Regions from separate parts of the Mus musculus genome. Here all the other regions are linked to region 1. Evidence: chromatin loops called from intact Hi-C (ENCODE). Cell type or tissue: heart. All regions are shown on one strand. Links, peaks and the distances in the headings refer to the core of each region. The heading gives the core; the rest is flanking DNA.

Evidence for each region. Peaks named below come from ENCODE experiments on the same cell type or tissue, not always from the same donor. Only the 100,000 strongest peaks of a DNase experiment are listed, where the experiment ranks them.
Region 2: a loop joins it to region 1, with 11 times the contacts of the local background. A loop is called at or near these places in 4 of 42 quality-filtered maps.
Region 3: it touches region 1 in a loop (9-fold over the local background); 17 of 42 quality-filtered maps call a loop at or near these places.

The regions. Positions count from the first base shown.
Region 1 is chr3:83,284,994-83,290,326 of GRCm38, reverse strand. It overlaps Dchs2 (dachsous cadherin related 2), which reads right to left. Exons shown (of 20, transcript NM_001357165.2): 10 at 4,884-5,123. Among named protein-coding and RNA genes, the nearest start is that of Gm10710, 160 kb to the right of the region's middle. In heart, for the core only: a CTCF peak has its summit at 3,292; no DNase peak of the experiment used is centred there; H3K4me3 peaks cover 420 bases; H3K27ac peaks cover 220 bases; H3K27me3 peaks cover 351 bases.
Region 2 is chr3:83,598,634-83,603,966 of GRCm38, reverse strand. Gm40076 (a long non-coding RNA gene) reads left to right here and starts at 2,880. Exons shown (of 3, transcript XR_867381.1): 1 at 2,880-3,398. In heart, for the core only: a CTCF peak has its summit at 2,292; no DNase peak of the experiment used is centred there.
Region 3 is chr3:83,761,709-83,767,041 of GRCm38, reverse strand. It overlaps Sfrp2 (secreted frizzled-related protein 2), which reads right to left and starts at 721. Exons shown (of 3, transcript NM_009144.2): 1 at 1-721. The coding sequence starts at 500. In heart, for the core only: a CTCF peak has its summit at 2,605 (motif pointing right); DNase peaks (open chromatin) are centred at 851 and 2,601; H3K4me3 peaks cover 2,488 bases; H3K27ac peaks cover 2,346 bases; H3K27me3 peaks cover 3,571 bases.

The DNA.
Region 1 (5,333 bases), core at 206-5,205:
TGACCTGCATTGAACGGCAGATACACAACAGAGACAAAGGAATGAAAAAGTCCACTGACACCCACAGCCAGAGCCTGCAGTGTGGTGGGCACCAAGATGGAAATGTAGGTTATAGGGAGATAAGAATCCATATTGACACACACCTTGGAAATATATATAAAACCAATTTAAACTACAAGAGAAAGACCTATGACTCGCAGCAGAATATAACATTGGATTGTGAAGACTTATTAACACTTTCTGTCTACTAGGAATAATACATATTATTCTATTTTCCAATGCCCACACCCTCAGACATTTCTAAAGCCAAAAGAGGACGTGCTTCACTTATTGTTGGGGAGGAGGTAAATAAATAAGTAAATTCATATATTTCAAACAACCTGAAGCCATTTATGACTCGTGAGCCTTGCTTTCTCCATTGAGTGCTTACATTGTATGTCTGGCTACCACAAGAATCTGGGCTAAAAGAAAGCAAAATATACTAAATCCGGGTCTATAGTGTAGAAGGGAGATAGTCAACAAATACAACAAAGTCCGAGTTTAGACCAAAGTTTTAACAAAGACAATCTCAGTGTGAGATAATGACTGGTCCTTACACATTTCCCCCTTTCTCTAAGTGCATTTATAGTTGGAATCCATATAGAGAAAAATCGACATAGTGTGGGTCAACCAAACACCAACAAAAGGTCAACAGGACATTAGTAAGATGTTAGCAGAAGTAGACTAACCCTATACAAAGCATGTTACGTTGTTTCCTCTAGCAACGGCCTCAGATTGAGAAGTTCAAGATCTTACATTCCCAATGGCCTAAATTGAAAGTTTCTGGAATCAGGAAGAGAACAAATAAGACTGGGTGGCGCCAGGATCCTATAGCTTTCTAATGCACCGCTGGGCTGGACTGAACCTAAAACCAGCAAGGGCTGTTGGTAAAGATTCAGAAAGCAGACTGATGAGCAACTACAGCAGAGTTCCTGTGAGCAATCGGTGGATATCTGCAGCAGTAGATGGCCAGAGGAAATACATCTTCATAAAGAAAGTGACATTATGCTTGCCCAGCAGGAGCGATACCATGATCAAGAAGTTGACAATAAAAACTTAATAGTCAGCCCTATTGTCTGCTATTGAGAGAAGATATTTAAAACTGCCATATATTTGAATATTTTAGTATCTAGGGATGGGGATGAAGCTCATGATAGACCACTTGCCTAAGATGTGCCAACCCCTGGTTTCATGCCCAGATAGTGATAACAATGATAATAAAGATAATTTAGCCTCTTGATTTAATGGGCGTGTGTACGACTTCTCTTGAAAAGTGTACACAATGGCTCTTATGAGGAGAACACGGAGTACTCCAGAGTCGGAGAGGCGAGGAATTCCTACTTAATGTCTGCCTTTTGTTCTAAAACTTTTCTCCTACATTTTACATATCTGATGTTAGATGCATATCATGAGAAGTGGTGTCCGAATTAGAGTCAGGGAAGTACTGTGCTTTCCCCTGACTCCAAGACTGGGTTTGAAGGGCACAGCTGTACCTCACACACAGAGAAATTCCTGTCAGGGTACTGCAGTACCTTGCACAAAGAGAAAGTCCTGTCTGGAGACCATATGTAGTTTCTTCAGGATGGCACTGGGTACAGAGGACATTTGCACAGAATAGAAACTCCCATCTTACTGACCAATGCACTGTTTTGCTAAGGTGTCACATTTCACCACTACTGAGCAAGTGCCATAACCCCAAAGCCATCTGCCCTGCGAGGTGCCTCTTCCTCCGGGGAGCCAGAGGCAGCCACAGTCAGCTCTATGCACTAACAATGGAGCTCTTGTTATGGAACCAAATACTGGGAAAATTTTAATACCTCAGTTAAAATCTAGTAGTTGTTTTTTTTTTCTCCTTTTAATACAAGAAAAAAATCCTGCTAGATTTAGAGTGAGTCACACAATATAAACATTCAAATCCCTTTGGACTTCGAATGCCAAACAGCACTGAGTGGTTACGTTTCAAAAATCTGCATTCTAGAATGCCAGAACACATATGCTCAGCTCTCTGGTATTAAGTAACACTATAGTATTTCTTTAATACATACTATAAAGTAAACCATTCATAAATTCCAACCCGATGCCAGTTATGTTAAAATCCCAAGTACGTCATTTAATTCTCATGCATAATCCTGTTCCATTCTTTTAACCCACTAAGTGCAAAAAGAAGAAAAAGAAAAGGAAAGGGGAAAAACACAAAAAGAAAAAAGATCCAGAAGAAATATATTCAAATACACACACACACACACACACACACACACTCATATGTATTTACAAAAACACCTGCTTAATCGCTTAACAGATCTGGCTTCATTAAAAACACAGTAAATACAGTACTTGTATGAAATTCTCCAAAAATATTTTTAAAATTTTTATCAATTTGATAAAAAAAGAAAACAAAAATCTTTCAGTAATCCAAACCATCTCCAAGACATGTAAGATGAGATGAAGTTTGGGGGGGATGTTAAGTTGTACTTTAAACATCCACAAGTGTAAAGCTGCAAAAGTAATAACTGTACATCTGAATTTTCAGTTGTATTTTTGATGTCTATAATGATAAGGTTTCAACTCAAAAGAAAGTAACTACACAGCAAAGAAAGAAAAAAGAAAAAGAGAGGGGGGCGAGGGAGGGAGGGAGGGAGGGAGGAAGGAAGGAAGGAAGGAAAAAGAAAGAAAGAAGGAAAGAAAGAAAGAAAGAAAGAAAGAAAGAAAGAAAGAACGAGAGAGAGAGAAAGAAAGAAAGAAAGAAAGGAAGGAAGGAAGGAAGGAAGGAAGGAAGGAAGGAAGGAAGGAAGGAAGGAAGGAAGGAAGAAAGAAAAAGTAGACAGATTTGCATATGGCAGTCTTGTTAATACTTTCAGAGAGGGGGGTAGAAATTTTTTTTCATCTTTTCAAATATAAAAGAAAAAGAAATGCCTGTATATAGTAGAATCCTGTACAGGCAATAAAATTAACGAAGTGTGGCCAAGGGGGAAAAAAAGATTGCAGGCTGCTAAGCTGCTCATCAGCAGTGTCTTCAGCCTACGCGATCCTTCGGAGGCTCCTGCTGATGGTTACAGCAGCAACCATGGACGAGAACATTGCTGAACTAGGACCACTGTGAAACGGGCAGCTTGAGTGTGTTCCCCATTGTTCCTGTCACCCAAAAGCAAACAGGGATGGAAAAGCGCTAACTTCTAAGCAGGGACCGAGAGCAGCTGTGAGCATGCTCTGTTCTGTCCATGTCCGAGGAAAAGTCTTTGATCACACTGCCCCTCTCTGGTCAAAGAGGGAAAATTACGTTAGCCCTTGAAAAGCGTCCCTAAACATGTTAGACAAATTCACATCAAAGGCTCATCGATGCACAGTGGTGTTTCCCAAGAGATCAGAGCAGCTGAGCAATTTAGAACTTAGTTTGAAAGCTAAAGAAATCTATCGTTTACTCTTCTGATCAACATTTATGGGAGAAACACCACTGAGAGCCCTCTCGGGGTTGTGGAAACGTAAGTGCAAATTTTACAAATGTAAGTTTTAAAGACTGGTTAATTAGATGGTTTGCAATAATTCTGATGGGAAAACTCAGAAAGTGCTGTTAATAGCAAAACCTGAAACACCGAGCTGTCAATTTTATCACGATTTAGTTTAAAATAAAAACGGAATGTCATTAAATCTACTGTGCCTTAGACATCCAAAGAGCCTCAGCGCTGTTCAAGAGCAAGTCGGAGACACTCATGAATTCCCTGCCACCGTAACTGCCCATTTTAGATTTTTGTGTCTCTATTCTGTGTTCATTGTAAAACTAAAAATGGTAGTTGACATTGCTATTGACTGTGCCAGATATTCATACAGTCTTTCTTTCCACACAGTCATGCCTTCATACTTCTAACAGGACGACATATTAAGCACCACAATTGTCTCCATTTTACAGACAAGAAGAACAGAGAGGTTGGTTAGTAACTTCTTCCAAGTTGCACAGCTTTAGGGAGAGATAATTCTGAGATTCAAACTTGGGCTGTGTGACGTGAGCTCATGAGCCCTTGGAGCGAGCCTGTCCTGCACTGAGGAGATGAAGAAGCACTGAGGAGATGAAGAAGCACTGGGGAGATGAAGAAGCACTGAGGAGATGAAGAAGCACTGAGGAGATGAAGAAGCACTGGGGAGATGAAGAAGCACTGGGGAGATGAAGAAGCACTGGGGAGATGAAGAAGCACTGGGGAGATGAAGAAGCACTGGGGAGGTGAAGAAGCACTGAGGAGATGAAGAAGCACTGAAGAGATGAAGAAGCACTGAGGAGATGAAGAAGCACTGAGGAGATGAAGAAGCACTACACTTCTCACGCTCAGTGCATCCAGTGTGCTGAGATAAATGTGGCCACGTGGGTACCTCTGCTTGCTGCATCCTCGTGAAAATCAATAAGTTATGTGTTTATTAGGCAGGTGCCACTCCAGATAATAATAAGGATCAACACAAACAGATGCTAGACAAAAACAAGCACCAGCTACAGCTTTTCGTTTCATGTATGCTTTGAAAATACTTGATATTTGAGGTAAGTGGTAACTCTGTTTCCCCATAGCTATTATTTTTCTTAATTTGTTTACTGTTAGTGTTTATGGGTAAGTACATGCACAGTACACATGCGGTATAGCACATGTGTGGAAGTCTAAAAAGAACACTCCAGAATCATTTATCTTCTATCATGGGTTCCAGAAAGCCAACCCAGGTTACTCGGCTCCCTGGCAGCCATTTTCCTACTGTGTTATCTATGTCTCTCATAGGCTACTCTCTCCCATGAGTACTATTTTATATTAACTATATAACTCTTACATGCTTTTTTTTTAATAGCATCTACTACCTATTTTTCAGATTACCTGAATCCGTGTCTTCAGCTTCAACCCTTGTAACAAACACCCCTGGACTTTGGTTTTCTTTAACTGAAGTTTCATACAGAAGTTGCTTAAATGCTGGTGTCTCATCATTTACATCAAGGACAGTGATTGTCAGAGTCTGGGATGAAGAGCGTGCTGGCATGCCACCATCATGGGCCACGAGGGTCAGGATATGCTGAGTTTTCACTTCATAATCCAAAGGGCAGGCTATCCTCAGCAAGCCTGCTTTGAAAGAGAAGACACAGTGAGCTATGGATGTCATCTTAAGACTGCTTGCTTACTCTACCACAGCTTACATCGCTTTACTCAATTGAAAACTCAGTTCTCTTTGAAAGTGAGTGAATCATAAAAAAAGAGAAAGACATTTATTGAGCCAACTTCATATTCATATATTATCTACAACAGAAAGTTAATGTTCTTAGTCAGAAAGTC
Region 2 (5,333 bases), core at 241-5,240, 310 kb before region 1:
GCTACTTTGTCTGTTTGGTTCTTCATTGTACTCCAGGCGTTTTTAAAAGAATGTGCCACAGAAAAGATGCACAATAAAAGCCCTTTGGAGTGAATTCACACTGCATTTGTGCTTTCTTTGTAATTTAGGGGAGTTTTTTTTTTATTGTTTTATGACTTTGGGAGAACTTTATGTCGAAGAATGTCCAGCATGCTTTTATGTTGTATCTACTTAAATGGGATGCAGAGAAGTGAACAAGATTCCAGCCGTGTTAGTTTTCATTGATGTACACCCTGCCCTGGTTTACCCAATGTTGTAATGGCTTAGATGTGGTCCTGATGCAAGGTCACAGTGAGGTGTCTGCTACAGAAGAGGAAGATAGAGAAGATAAGAAAAAAGGGCAAAAATGAGAGAGTTTGGAACTGAGGTCAAGATGATGAACTTCAGGTGGCTCTGACAACAGTGAGTTGAAACTGGTCCTTGAAACCCTGTGCACCTTGAATTGTCAACACAAACTTATTAGGGAAGAAAGGCCTTGAGGGCCTGGAAAGATGATGTAAGCGAGGTTGTTCTGCAAGCCTAAGAATCTGAGTTCAAATCTTCAGAACTCGAGAAGTTAGGTGTGGCCCTGTGCATGCTTTTAATCTCAGGTGCCGTTGAGGCTGGAGGGAGACAGGAGGATTGCTGGGACTTGCTGCCTACCAGCAAGGCTCCAAGTTTAGTGAGAGACCCTGTCTCATGGGTAGAAAAGAGAGATAGAGCAGGGCACTCAACATTCTAAATCATCTTAGATCAGGATGGCCCTGAATCTATGGAGTGCTGTCTTTCTGAGAATGGAAAAGAAGACAACACAGCGCCTCAGCGGGGAAGGCCATGTGTAGAAGGAATAGACTGGAGGACTGCATTCACGAGCCAAGAAACCCAAGACTGAGGGCAGTGTCTTGAAGCGAATCCCCTTGAGAGTCTCCAGAAGGAGTCGGGCATGCTGATGCTTTGATTTCAGTGTCTGGCCTCCAGCTTTGCCAGAGGAGACATATCTGTTGGTTTCAAGCCCTTAGTCTGTGGCTGGATTTCACAACCATAGGAAATAAATGCAGATAAACAGCAGGCTGCTTCAGACCCCCAAGAGAGTGACCTTCACTTGTGGATAGATGCTCTCTCTCTCTCTCTCTCTCTCCCTCTCTCTCTCTCTCTCTCTCTCTCTCTCTCTCTCCCTCCTGCTCACCCCCCTCGTCCTCCTCCTTCTTTGAGTGTGTGTGTGTGTGTGTGTATCTGTGTCTGTGTCCTAAATGGACTAACATCCTAGAAAATAAAGTCAACACAAAGACGCTAGAAAGCCACAGTATACCAATGGTGTCAGATCTCACAAAATACATTCCAAACACTAGGCCTTGTTTCTTCTCTCCAGGTCATTGGTCACCACCACATGCCTGCCCTCTTTCCCACTGAACACACATGCAGCATGTGTTCGTGTGCTGTACAGGGTCTGCTTACAGTGCCTTCTAAAAGTGCCAATGAGCTGACGCCTTAAGGAAGTTTCTCCAAATTGTTGCAAACACTCGAAGCCAATGCTAGATTGAGTACTAGTCACTCACTGGCTGACAGGATCCTCTGTCCCTAGCCTTGCTCGTGGCCAAGGTCCATGTACTGTCCCACAGTTGTGGGTACTCTTCTGTGAAGAAGGGGCACTTTTTAATGCAGCTGCCCAGAAGTTAACGATGGAAAGGAATGTATTTTCTCCTAAAATATAATTTAAAAAATCTCAATTTAAAAATATGTCCAAATATGCACAGAATACGTAAAATACCAAATAGTCACTCGGTAAGGGTAGTGTTTGTGGAGGTTTATTCCTGGTGGAAGATTCGTAAATCAGTTCAGCATGGACTCTCACAGTCTCCTCTTGAGAGACCTATGCATTCTTCCCCTGTCACAATGGTTAGAAAAGGTTCTTTATATTCCTCATCCCAACTTAAGCCTTGGGTTGAGAAACACTAGCGTTTTCATGTGTTTAAGTCCGAGTGGCCTCTGAAGGGTGGAGTGGCATATTACTTTTCATTTCAGCCATTCAAAAGAATTAGTTTTGCAGAAGAGCATTTGTTCTTGCAATAAACTGAACTAGACCTACTTATGCACTTGAGAGAAAAAAAAAAAGATCGAAAGAATGCAGAAGAGCCAGGAATCTGTCAGCTCAATAATAGTGGTTGACCAAGTTCTGGCATTGAATTTGGAGTTTTGTGAAGGGCTCATGGACTTTGGGACCAGAGCTGAGTCTTATAAGAAGCAAGTCTGGCATGCAAAAGCTCTCAGCCTGGTGGTGGCGCCGTGTGCTCTGTGTCTAGGTCCAGGGGCTTTCAGCTCTGAGCTTCAATCACCACTTGGGTTGGTTTCAGAGGTCACAGTGCTTGCTTTTCTTCCAGGGTAAATGCAAACTGTCTTACAACGAGCCAGTCCTCTGTAGAGGACCAGCATCCTGCAGGCTTCTTAAGGAAACTTCTTTAAGTTGAGAGTTCATTGATTTAAAATGGTAAACTAGGTTTTCAGTGGATTGGTAAGGTTGCTACTTGGCCAGCATTCGTGTCTCAGCCATGGGTAAGATGGGACTTTGCTGTGATATTTTCATGTTTTGTTCATATACACTGAGGCCCTGTGTGGTAGACATGAAAGACTTGGGAGGTATGTCTACATAGGCTCAGATCCTATGTTCTATCACTTCCCAGCAGTAATGACCTTAGGAAAGAGATTTTCTGCACAATATGGAGGTCCCTTTTCCAAAATTCTTGAGATCAGAAGTTATTCAGGATTTTTTTTTGGGGGGGGGGCGGAATACTGGGATGTTTGAACAGGGTTTACTGGTTAAATTTGCTATCTCAAAAATTTTTTTTGTTTGTTTAATTAAAGTCTAAAATTCTCCCAAATCCAGAAGTTTCTGGCACCAGATGTTGGACTTTGTGTGCAGGAGTGCTCCATGTGTGCCTGACTCTCTTCCCCTTCAGCTAACTAAAGCATCTGAAGAGAGGGTGCATGGGGCCAAGGGAATAATGTGACTTGCACATGTCACAGGACCTAGGTCTCGGAAGGCTCAAGCCTCGATGTCTGCTAAGTTCCACTCGTGGATCCTCGCATGCTGAGATCTCACTTCTGTTTTAGATTCAGTTAAGACTTGTTTCAATTGTAAGTACCGGGGGTCCTGAATATTAAACAACTCAAGCAAGGTAGCGGTTTCTTTCTAGGAGAAGGATGACGCAGTATAGCAAAGATCATCTTTTGCTCCTGAGTCTTCGATGACTTGGGCAAGTCTTGAAGCTTTCTTATTTCAAGTTCCTCAGGTTCTCTCACATCTGCCCTAGCTCCAACCAGAAGAAGAGTCAGCATGTCCCTGTTCTTGTTAGCAAGGATAAAGAAACGATAAAGGAAAAAAGGTAAGCAAAGCTTTCCCCAACACATTAAAGTACTCTCATGCTCTCCTTGCTAGCTAAGACGGGGGCACGGCGCTACTTGTAGCTGCAGGATGGGCTGGTGTGTGCTCAGCTGACAGCTGAGGTCTGGGTTCCTGTGGAAGATGAGGGTGTGATGTCCAGCCACAGACCCTGTTACTTGTGTCTAGTTACTATTGTCTGTATAGATGTTTTCCACTCTGTGGCCATACCTAGTGGACGTCCTCCTGAGCAGAATCTCCTGGGGGAAGCCTGCAGTGCTTCCTCACTGCCACTGTGGGAGACTGGCCTGAAAGTCAGTTTCCATGTCCTTTATTCCTCTCCCCTCTCACGCATTCGTGTTTTGGGTTCTCTTATACCCCCTTCCCCCTCAATAAGTCTGCAAAATGACATGGACATATGTCGTTTTGCTTTACCCAGGGTCTTTAAAAATTGATTAATTAAAACTTTTAATTAATTATTAATACAATATAAGTCAGAGCCAAGAAATCAAAATGATAAAAGAAATATTTATTGAAAACACTTCTTTCTTTGGGGTCCTTGTGGCCAGATGTACCTATAGGACTTCAGTTATCTATCTTTAATTTCCTTTGCTTTGGGTTTCTGTCATGGCAGCAGCCAGAAATCTGAAAAAATACACACATTTCATTCAAAATGTACAAGAAGCCGGGCTCTAGATCTAGAAATATCACAATGTAACTGACATGGCGTCTCATTTGCCATTGCTATGATGAAGGCTTTCTCAAGGCTGGCTACCTGGGAATTGTCAAGCTTTTCATCAGAATAGAAGGCAAAGCATTAAAAAACAAAACAAAACAAAACAAACTACTGTGCATATAAAAATATATACAATTGATTATTGGCAAATAGCTACAGGCAGGAAAATGCTGTTATATACAGTTGGCATCCAGTATAGATTATGTTTCCACATTTAAATGGGCTCTCAAAGGTAATAACGTATGGCTCACTGTTACTCCAGAGTTGATCAGGATGCCAAGTGCATTTTAAAAACTATTCCCAGAGTGAGCCGGCAGTTGATTACAGCACAGGATGGGGTTGTCTTACTAGCTGATTTGCTAGTAATCAGGAGTTGAGGTTCAAAGGAAAGTGTCGGTTAAGAAAATAATTGTGTTCTAAAAACTTCATCCTGTTTTGAACTTAAGCACACATCCATGGAGATGGTGGAAATACTCTGACAGCTGTTGGTATTGAAAATGACTTCTAAAAGGGTTAGGCTTGATTCATAAGTGCCTCTGCCCTGTCTTTGTCCACATCTCAGTGCATGCTTTGCTCACCTCTCCTCCTTTTCTCTTCTTGCTTTATTCCTCCCAAGTTCCCTTTCAGAATCTCTCGGTTGGAACCTAGGGTAGAGCCAAATGCTGGTATACATCCTAAGCACATCGTATAGGTTCTGAATTGGTTCTGAATTGGGTGTCTCTAGTTCTGGACAACTGGTTCATGTTGTGGGTGCATGTGAGGCAAGCGGACATCCGTGCTCCGTCAGCTCCTCAGTCAGCTCCTAGGACCATTGTGTGGCCACCTGAGAGTATCAGCAATGGTCTTGGCAGGTGCTAGGATCTAGTGGATGGAAAGAACTCTGTGCTTAGGAGCTGGAGTCTTGTCCTCAGCTCTGTGTGGTCTTGGGCAGATCCTGTATGTTCTCTGACATCTTTTCCCTCATCTATTAAGTGGCAAACTTGGACTATGCAATGGCTAATTCCTTTCCATTTCCAATGTTCATGATTCAGAAGACTCAATTTGTTCCAAGGCACATACAATCCCACTTAATGAAGGCTGGATTACGATAGAATTCCTCTCCACACTTGTAAAAGGAAAAAAAAAAGATACTTTGTTTGGAGTTGGAGGAACAGAATGGGTACTGCCTTTGGTGAAATTCCAGCTTTGGGAGTTTACTAAACA
Region 3 (5,333 bases), core at 241-5,240, 480 kb before region 1:
TCCTCTGTGGCCGGCAGGAGGTGGTCGCTACTAGCGAGGGGGATGCAGAGGTCGTTGTCCTGCGGGAAACGGTCGCACTCCAGCATGTCTGGCCAGGGGAAGCCGAAGGCGGACATGACCGGGGCGCAGCGGTCCTTCACCTGCACGCAGAGCGAGTGACACGGCTGGATGGTCTCATCTAGGTCGTCGAGACAGACAGGGGCGAAGAGCGAGCACAGGAACTTCTTGGTGTCCGGGTGGCACTGCTTCATGACCAGCGGAATCCAGGCGCCCGCCTGCTCCAGCACCTCCTTCATGGTCTCGTGGCCCAGCAGGTTGGGCAGCCGCATGTTCTGGTACTCGATGCCGTGGCACAGCTGCAGGTTGGCGGGGATGGGCTTGCAGTTGCTGCGCTTGTAGGAGAAGTCGGGCTGGCCGAAGAGGAAGAGCCCACGCGCCGAGCCCAGGCAGCAGTGCGAGGCGAGGACTAGCAGCAGCAGCGAGGCAGGGCCCCGCGGCATCGTGGACTAGCGACCCCCGGGGGGCGGAGGGAGCCGAGCGGGGGAAGCGAGAGGCGGCCGGAGCTCGAGCTCGTCCGGGACTCCCTCGCTCTGCTCGTGGGGGCTCTGGACAGCGGGCGGCGCGAACGCGCGAAGCCGGGCGCCGGGAGGTCGGCGCGGGCAAGGCACTGCAAGCCCGCGCGCAGCTCCGGGGGGCTCCGACCCGGGGGAGCAGAGTGAGCAGAGGCTGGGGCCCAGCCAGAGTTTTCTTGGCCTTTTTTATGCAAATCTGGAGGTGGAGGAGGGGGAGCAAGGGAGGAGCCAAACCGGAGTAATCCGAGGAGGCCGGTCACTACTTTCTGGGGCTGGCTGCGTTGAGAATGCCCCTCACGCGCTCGCTGGCAGGAAATTCGGGCTGCGCCCCCACCCCGAGGCAGCAGCCCCTGCGCGCGCGCTCTGGTGATTGCCTTGCAAGCAGACAAGCGCGGGCCACCCTGTCCCAGGGAGAGCGAGGGGAGAGCGAGGAGGAGGCAACGAAAGTCGAGGACACGCGTGGAGCCGGGCTAGCTGCCTTGCAGTCGGATCAGGGCTGGAACGCGTTTCACGCCCCGCGTGGCCTGCGCCCGTATCGATGTGCAGCAGCCTTTAAGTCTCAGCACTGCGTCCCTGTCCCCGAGTAACCATAAACCAGCAGTACTAGACTCTTTGTGGCCTGGGCTTTTTCCTCCCGGTTCTCCAGCCCAAGTTGAGCAGACTGGCTTGAGCAATGTGATTCCACAGCCTCACGACACATTCTGACTTATAAAATGGAATTGCAGCCATGCACGGAGTTGCTATTTTGCTGGGGTGTCTATAGGATTTTGTCACTGTGGAGGACTTGTCAGAGGCATCACGAATTTGCCCGCCATTTCTCCTCTTTGGAGGAGAAAATTTGACCTCTGAAGAGATGTCTATGCTTGAAGGCTGCACGGGCTCTAATACATAGGGGTTCAGGATTACCTCAGTATAGGCCACCAAAGCAATAAATGGGGCTTATGAGTACCAAGGTCAGAAGGTGGGCAGGAACGGGCAGAGACCTCTGTGGTCACAAGAGTTAGTCATGTCCTCAGCATAGTTGGCCCATTCATCCCCTAACAACCAGGGACGCCATCCTGGTCACCCATCCTGGTCACGCCATCCTGGTCACCCATCGGGCCATCCTCTGCTCTGTAGAACAGGGAACCTAATGTTAGGGTAAGTGGATTGTAAGGTGCCAGGCGGGGAAAGGAGTACAGAGAGACAGTTTGGACGTGCGCAGGGGGTGGGTTAAGGGGGGGGGTGTCTCTTCCCCAAACCTTCCCTTGTCTTAAGAGTCAGCCTCTCTTTAAGTGGGACCTTGCAAGTCCTGGGTAGTGACTTCCCCTCTTTGCCCCCCCCCCCCCCAACAATCCTCTTTCAAGTGTAAGGTGGACACATTGTTGCTGCTTCCTGGATTTAACAGCTGGGTTGGATGTTTGCTGCCTGATTTACATTTTCCATCCATCTGGATGGTGAGCTCAGGATTTAGGGGGTCAGCACATTTTGTGGTCCCGCAGTTTATGAGAGTTTAAGGAGTGACGAGAGGACGATAAAATGCTATTTCCTACCCACTTCTGGCCATAGTCGAAGCAGGTAAACACCCAGAGGGAGCCCGCAATGGGAGTCTTTAAAAGTCCAGCTCCATCTTTCCTGCTCTGCTGAAGGCCTGCCTGAGTGGAGCCGTTTCCATCCAATTGGCTCTAGACCTTCCCGTGTCTAGCTGAAGCAGCCAGAGGCTTAGACTTTCTCCCCAGGTAAAAACTAGTTTGAAAATAAACCACACAAATACAAAAAAGTTAAACCAAACAGCTACACAGGCTGAACGCTGAAATGGAATTCTAGTATTCTCAGGTATTCACTACTCGTGGCCCCAAAGTACATCCATGGGGTCACCTCCCGCCTGCCGATCCCCTGAGTGGAAGATCAAGAAGCCCACCACCAATTCGTCTAGTTTGAGTCACTCGCTTTTGTGTTTCGGAGTGCAGCGGGCTGCCCATGCGCCTGGCGCACTACCGCGGGCCTAGGCATTGTTTGGGGAGCCTGCGTCTGTCTCGCTCGCCAGGAGGGGTCGCCCGAAGTCTTACGGGAGTCTCCAGTAACACCGGGCTCAAGCTCTCGCTTCTGCCCGCTTGCTTGCCCGGGTCGTCAGAAACATAGCTTGTTGTCGCAGACCGTTCCAACATCAGTACCACTCGGCCTGGACTCAAGCTCAAGCTCCATCTTCCTCTCCATCTAGAGTCGTGCACCCTCCTTTCGTCCATCATCAGCCAATTGCATGCTTGTGTGACAGGCGTGTCCGCGCGGCAAGCCCGCTGCTGGGGAGCAGGGCAGTAGCCTTCCTCAGAGGGTAGACCACTCACTGTCTGTGTGTGAAGCACAGCTCAAGGACACTCTGTGGTTATCCCCACCGGGTTCCCGTGTGGGTTTATGTAGCCCAGAGGAGAGAACTCCCGGGCAAAGCAAGCACTTGGAGTGCTTGGGTTCGCCTAGGCTCTTCTGCGCTTCCTGTAGGTTCCCAGGTACACAGGTTTCCTATCAAAAGTCGCAAGCCTTTGCCTCTGAGAGTCCATGTCGAGCCTCCTCTCAATTCCCTGTGAAGGGAAGTTCCTAGTTAGTAAACAGTGCGATTCACAGTGCCAGGCCCTCCTATTCTGCTTAGAGGATGCTTCTCATAGTACCGGACCCTTCCCTCAGTCCCACCCCCATCCCAGCACCCAGCCAACAACGTCCTACTCAAATGCTGCAGGCCCAAAGAGCCTCCACATCTGTCTTTTGGTGGTCTTGCCTTTCCATCTGGTGCTTTCTGTCTTTAAGGGGCATTGATGAATCTTGAGGGACACAGAAAGCTGCCCTAGTCTCTCTGCTGCTTGGTTAACCCTTTGCTGGCTGCTAGATTTCTGGAGAGGCGAGCCCTTTGCTCTCAAGCTAAGATGCTTAGGGGGATCTCCAACGTCTGGAGCTTGCTAATCCCAGTTCTGCCCAGCATCCAAGGAGGTCGCAGGGCAGCCTGGGTGCCAGGAGAGCAAGCTTCCTCCTGCACTCTGGAATGGTGTCCTGAAAGCACACAGAAGCCCAGCAAAGGTCTCAAAGCAAGAAAGCCTAGAAGCACAACACGCATGTGTAGTTTCTTAATTTCTCCGATGATGCAGCTTTGGCTGCCCAGGGGGCAAACTTGAAATGGAGATTCATTTTTCACGCTCTCCCCGGAAGTGTTCACATCACTGGCCTGTACTTCCTTTAGAGGGGAAAATGTGGGTGCTAGGTGTCCACTTTCCTGGTTAACACGCAGGGCCTGGGTCAAAGGAAGGGGAGTTTCTGCTCTAAGGCTGTTTTGAAGTCAAGATTTGTAGTCTAGAGCAGCACATAGTAGGGCATCCCCTAACCCCTAGGAAGAGGACCCAGCAACCACCCGACCAATGTCATCTTGTCTTTAGAAATCCTCACTGCCACCCAGCAAGTGGCCGTGATCATTATCCTTAACCACCCCCTGCCTCCCCACTCCACATTTATTTATGGGGGTTGTAGGGCCACAACATTCCTGTGGAGATCAGAGGACAACTTTAGGGGTTTGGTTCTCTCCTTGCACCCATGGACCCCCAAGATAAAACTCATATGGTCAGGTCTGGTGGCAAGCAAACTTACCTGCTGAACTGTTTCGCTGGTCCCTTGATTGTTACACTTTTTTTTTTCCATAATCATAAGGAAATTGAGGCACAAAGGATTTAAGTAACTGAACCATGTCACACAGAGATCTAGCTGCCTGCCTTTGGGTCCTGTTCTTTTGGTTGCCTCCAGAAGTGTTATTACTTGACTTTTATCCACAGACTTTCCAGGGGTGAGGGTTGTCTTCTCCAGTGTACCGAATCTTCCAGGCCTGGTAAGGCTGCCCGGTACCAGGGCCACTACTTTCTCCAGTATTCGCTGCAGCCATCTGGGGGCGCCATTTCCCAAACGAGAGGTTGTCTCTAGTACAAGGAGAGCTGCTCTCCCTCACCAGTGGAAACTGAGATCTTTTACATTCTTACCGGTTGCTCAAGAGGATGGCCTTTGGCCCTCGGAGGAGCAACGACTTCATTTCTTAGGCTCCTCTTCGTCCTGTCACTAGTGGGTCCCCATGCCAGGGGAAGCTACCTTCCTGCGCAGGCGCAGGGAGGACCGGTGCCCACGCCTGGAGGTGCGAGGAACTCTGAGCACAGAGACCAGGTGCTTTGTATTTCCACTTTAAGAATTGGCTAGAGTGAGGGCGAATACTATGCTAACAACTGAACGGAGCTGTTGCTCTTTAAGATGTTAAGGGCCTCAGAGCCATCCAACCTGGAAAAACCAGCCAAGGGACCAGACCAGGAACCCAAGGGACCAGGCCAGGAAAGTTTGCTGCCTGGTGGAGGTCTACTAGGGTGGGGATTAGACCCAGCATCTAGTTTTTGCCATGGGGAACTTGGGCAGCAGTCAGGGGTGTGTGAGGCGATGATCCCTTAGAGACAAAGCCAGCTGAGTTATCCTGTGTCTGACTTGATGGCTACCTCCCCACCAGAAGGAGCCTGTCTGGGAAGAACGATAATTGCCAGGATCTCAGTAAGCCATGTGTTTGGCAGATTCCGTCCACCTGTGGAGGCCTGCCCCCTCTCTGTCCCAAGTACATCGAACTTGCTCGTTGACAAAGGCCAAGAAGTCAATGAATGGATACTTTGGAAGCTCTGTAATAAATGGGAAATGAAGTAGAGACCGCTCAGTGGTTAAGAGCACTTGCTGCTCTTGTTGAGGAGCTGGGGCGGTTGCCAGCATCCACAGTGCGCG